2 separate regions of the Homo sapiens genome follow, and region 2 is linked to region 1. A link is a loop called in an ENCODE intact Hi-C map of the cell type or tissue named here. Cell type or tissue: B cell. All regions are shown on one strand.

Region 1 (2,500 bases):
TTTGAGATGGAGTCTCGCTCTGTCGCCCAGGCTGGAGTGCAAGTGGTGTGATCTTGGCTCACTGCGACCTCCACCTCTCAGGTTCAAGCAGTTCTCCTGCCTCAGCCTCCTGAGTAGCTGGGACTACAGGCATGCACCACCACGCCTGGCTCATTTTTGTATTTTTAGTAGAGATGAGGTTTTGCCATGTTGGCCAGGCTGGTCTTGAACTCCGGACCTCAGGTGATCCGCCCACCTCGGCCTCTCAAAGTGCTGGAATTACAGGTGTAAGCCACGGCACCCAGTCTACTGACCCTGGGCATCTTGCATTCCCGCCACTCCAAGGCATAGGAGTTGAGAGACAGGGGACAGACAGTCTGTCCATGTTCCCCTCATCCAATTGGGGCATGCCACTCTCTCTCTCTCTCTCTCTCCCTCTCTCTCTCTGGTTTCCCTCCTCCCACTCCCTACTTGGTGCCACTCTGAACTGCTTCCAGAGACCCTGTCCACCCCATACTTCTCAGTAAGGTCCAGAAGACCCAGCCCTTGTCATTTAATCCCAATTCTGCTTCAGACTTTCTCAGAGATCATGGGCAGGTCTCCTCCTGATTATGAATCTCTCCATCCACCTGCACAATAGGGAGTGTTCTAGATGACTTTGCTTAGTCCCTGGCTAAGGCACAGATGATTAATGACGAGGGGCTGCCCAGAGCCTTCTGCCACCCACTCTGCCCCCCTGGGCTCAGGGGAAGGACAGCAGCTGGTGGGAGGAGCCCCAAGAAGTTGGGGGCTAAGGCATACACAGAGGATGGAGGCTGTGCAGAGAACAAGGTCAGAGATCTGGCAGGACTCCTTGAGAGATTAACTCAGGCCAGTAGAAGAAAGGAGAAGGGAGAGGGGGACAGAAATGCAGAGGAAAGGGCAGCACCTTGCCTTCCAGGTTAGGACCCTATAGACTGCCTGGGCTGTGTGAAGGCTGGGAGGGGCCCCCACACCACACTGTATCTGCCCCACCCACCACAGTCCCTGATATCCCCCCGTATTCGTGTGTCATGGCTTTGGGGTAAGGCAGACAGCCTGGGTAGGGGACCAGTTGTCAGCCAAGAGGGTGGAGAGTGAATGAAGCAGAGATCCAAGATGTGGGCAACAAAAGGGAGGACATAGGTGGGGCCCTGCTCAGAGAGGTTACTGGGAAGGGCAAAGCTTAGTGATGGGCACTTAAGGATGGCGAGAAGCTGAAACAGTCTCCCAGGCCGGAAACAGCCGTGGAATAATGGGGTTGGCCACAAGCAGGACTTTTCCTGGTCCCCTCCTTCTCCCCCTGCCCCGCCCACTCCCAGGTCCCTTGCCAGGTACCTGTCCGGCCAGGCCAACTCATCTCTATCGCCCCCTGGTGGATGCTTCAAGGACTTCACTAAGATTGACCTTAGTGCCCAAACACCTGGGTGGAGGCCCATTCCTAGGAGGCCAAGTGATCCAGAGGGTGGGCCTCTCTCCTGAGCACCATGCAGAGTGAGATACAAGAGGGAGGAGGCGGTGAGGCAGTGAGGCCGCAGGACTGGTTATCAGGCTTTAGTCTGAAATTAAGGCGACCCGGGGCCTGGCCCTTAGACCCAGGCCACTGACCTCTGCTGCACACAAACCCTGCCTCAGACCCAGCTGTAACCCCCGATAGAGCCCAGCCTCTGACTGGCCACAGGCTGGACCCTAGCCACTGACTGAGCCCTAAGCCCAGTCCCTGAGGGCAAAGCCCAGTTGACTCATGTGGGTACCTCCTGGGAAGACAAGGACAAGGAGCACCCCACCATCCCTGTGCAGAGAGCCACCATCCCCTCCATGGCAGAGGTCACCATCTGGGCGATTCCTGCCACTCCAGGGCATGGGCTGCCCAAGGAGGGTGGCCAGTTTGCCAGCAGTATGGATAGGGGACGGTGTCTCAGGTGAGGGAACATCGAAGTGGTCTCTGAGGGCTAGGTAGGGGTCTCTGGGTCCCAAGAGAACATGATGGGTGCCAGGGATAACTGAATCCTAGAGGGCGGGCATCAGGGGTCCTTTGCAGCAGGAGCACAGTGGAGGCTTCCTAAGTGAGGCCGAGGGGATGATGGTGGGTTTGGGGCGGGCCACTCTGGCTACTGAGAAGGGCCCAAGGGGCAGGCTGGGAAAAGCTGCCAGTCCCCCATCCAGGTGGGGAGGAGGAGGGCTGGGGAAATGATGACCTGGTTTAGGACATGCTGAATGTAATGTCTGCAGGACATCTGAGGAGAAGCTCTAAGGCAATTGGAATCAGGACCCAAAGTGACAGAGCTCAGGTGGCAGGTGGGGACAGAGGGCAGCCCCCTTGGGGAGGGGTGTGTGGGGAGTGTATATCCCCAGGCAACCCCATCTGCTGTGCTGGCAGGAGTGGGGTGAAGAGTCAGAATCAGCCCCTCCATTCTCACCACTCACCCAGGGCCTATTTTAATGAACAATGACCCAGCCTCTCCCAATGTGGGAACAGGAACTGCTCTTATCTCTCCCAGGG
Region 2 (2,500 bases), 110 kb before region 1:
TATGCCTCCTGATGGAAGCACGCCCACGAAGCGATCTTGCCGAAAAGCATTGAACCAGAATCTGGTCAAGCCTCTATCAAACCACCAATTTCCAAATAACTGCAGGGGACAGAGGAACTTGCTTTATTTCATCATGAAGATGCAATCAACAACATCCAGACCATGGAGGATTCTACAGGGGAACAACCTACTTTCTTCAACATGTAATTTTTTAAAAAAGAGAGAAAAAGAGAGATTGAAAGGGAACCTGCTGAATAAAAGAAATTTATCAACTGATTAAAATTCATGAGTCTTATTTGGATCTTAATAGAAATGAACCAACTATAAAATAAATTTGAAGTAATCTGAGAAATATGAATGCTGACTATATATAATAAGGAATTACTAAATTTAAATGAAGTAATGGCTGGTGGGTCGTGGTAGCTCACGACTGTAATCCCAGCACTTTGGGAAGCTGAGGCAGGCAGATCACTTGAGGTCAGGAGTTCAAGGCCAGCCTGGCCAACATGGTGAAACCCCGTCTCTACTAAAAATACAAAAATTAGCTGGGCATGGTGGCGCATGGCTTTAATCCCAGCTACTCAGAAGGCTGAGATGGGAGAATCACTTGAACCCAGGAGGCGGGGGTTGCAGTGAGCAGAGATCGTGCCCTTGCACTCCAGCCTGAGCGACAGAGTGAGACTCCGTCTCAATAAACAAACAAACAAACAAACAAACAAATAAATAAATAAACTGCAGTAATGGTATTGTGATTATGTTTTTAAAGATAAATATTTATCTTTTTAGATACATAATGAAATTTTTATGAATAAAATTATACACTTTCTGGGATTTGCTGCAGAATAATCTGGGAGGGCATTGGGGGAGCACATTGATATGAACTATCACTGAATGTGGTCAATATGGGGTACATGTGGGTTCATAATTTTTTCTCCAAATTGTGTATATGTTTGAAATATTACCTAATTAAAAGTTGAAAAAACTCCCAAGCACTGGTGAGTAATGTAGGTTCTATTGAAGATTTGGGAACAGGATAGGGAGCTGGATTGGAAAGTGGAATGTATTCAAATGCTCCCACTGGACATCCAACCCCTCCCCACACACCTACCTCCTGACCTCCCCCTGCAGTCCAGTGTACTCCACTCAGCAAAACCGAGTCTTCCATGGAGCCCATGGAGCTTCCATGGGCAGCTTCTCAGGCCTGCCCTCTGGGGCCTCCATTCATCCTGCCACAGTGTCAAAGGGCTGACCACAGTGGATATTCAATAAGCATCCACTCTTCTTCCAGATAGCAAAACCCATTTAGGTGTCATGATCCAATCATGAGCACATGAGTACAGGCTGAATAGACCCTAAAAGAAATAAAGGTGAAATTACCAGAAGTATGAAACAACCCAGCTCTTTGTGGGTGTAGTCCCATGGCTGCAGAATCATTTAGGAGCTTTTTACAAATAAATATTCCAGTGCATGGGTGCAACCGCGTGTGCGTGCGCGTGCGCATGCGCGCACACACACACACACACACACACACACACACACACACACACACACACAGAGTCACCCTAATGACTCAGTATTGCTGAGGTAGGGCAGGGTTACCTGTATTGTCTCAAAGTCCCTCCAGATTCAGCCAGCCTAGTCTGAGCCCAGAGCTTAGAAACTGTTGGCGGGGCCCATAAAATGTAGCAATACATATGGGGAGAGAGAGAAGAAGAGAAATGATCAATTATCTATTGCTCAGAGTCTACAAGGCACAGATCCAAATCAGGCCCCAGAAAATGAATTCACTGAATGATCAATTCCCCCCAAACTGTGGAGCAAAGTATATACATGGGGTCTAGGATACACAGTGGCAACTTTTCGTTGTAGTGCCCTTCTGCCCGCCGGCCTGTGGGGAGTAGGGGCAATAGAGGGAATGTCCTTTCCCTGCCATCTGCCCATCAGTCCTGCCCATAGTACCCCCTGGATGGAACCCTGCTCCATTCCCTTCTACCACTCCTCCCTACAGAAAGGCTTGGTCTTCCTGACCCTGTTCTCCAGCTCCCACTGAGCTCCAAACCACCAAGATCAACTGGAGAATGGAGAGTGCTGTAGCCACATAGCTTCTTCCTGTCTTCAGATTGAGGAAGGTGAGGAGCAGGGGAAGGGTTCACTTCTCTACTCCTCCTCTCTTCTTGTGAAAACATTAGCAATCACCTCCCCCTCTGCTGGGATCCACGGCTCCTGCATCACCCTGGAAGTATTGCAATTAATTGTGAGCTTTTAGGGGCCCAGACTGTGGCTCAGCCTTCTTTGTGGCCCCCAGCAGGCACACAAGGATTGCATGTTGAATACGTGAGTGGATACTTGCTGAACACATGGGATGGAATTTAAGGTCTTATTCACAGCCCTCACTGAGCAGCCCTGCACTATACACTCTGTGGCACTCAGCTGGCGCCAGCCCTGGCTTCCCCTGATCCTAGCTTGGGGAAGGGAGAGGACTTCTAGCTTGGGCAGCAAA

What was found. Hi-C counts contacts between places; a loop is a spot of excess contacts. Peaks named below come from ENCODE experiments on the same cell type or tissue, not always from the same donor. Only the 100,000 strongest peaks of a DNase experiment are listed, where the experiment ranks them.
Region 2: it touches region 1 in a loop (7-fold over the local background); 2 of 110 quality-filtered maps call a loop at or near these places.

Annotation. Positions count from the first base shown.
Region 1 is chr3:42,538,707-42,541,206 of GRCh38, forward strand. No RefSeq gene overlaps it. Among named protein-coding and RNA genes, the nearest start is that of VIPR1-AS1, 7.4 kb to the left of the region's middle. RefSeq lists enhancers at 1,217-1,718, 1,719-2,218. In B cell, CTCF peaks have their summits at 1,348 (motif pointing left) and 1,554; a DNase peak (open chromatin) is centred at 1,365.
Region 2 is chr3:42,426,252-42,428,751 of GRCh38, forward strand. No RefSeq gene overlaps it. Among named protein-coding and RNA genes, the nearest start is that of LYZL4, 17 kb to the left of the region's middle. In B cell, no CTCF peak of the experiment used is centred here; no DNase peak of the experiment used is centred here; H3K27me3 peaks cover 713 bases.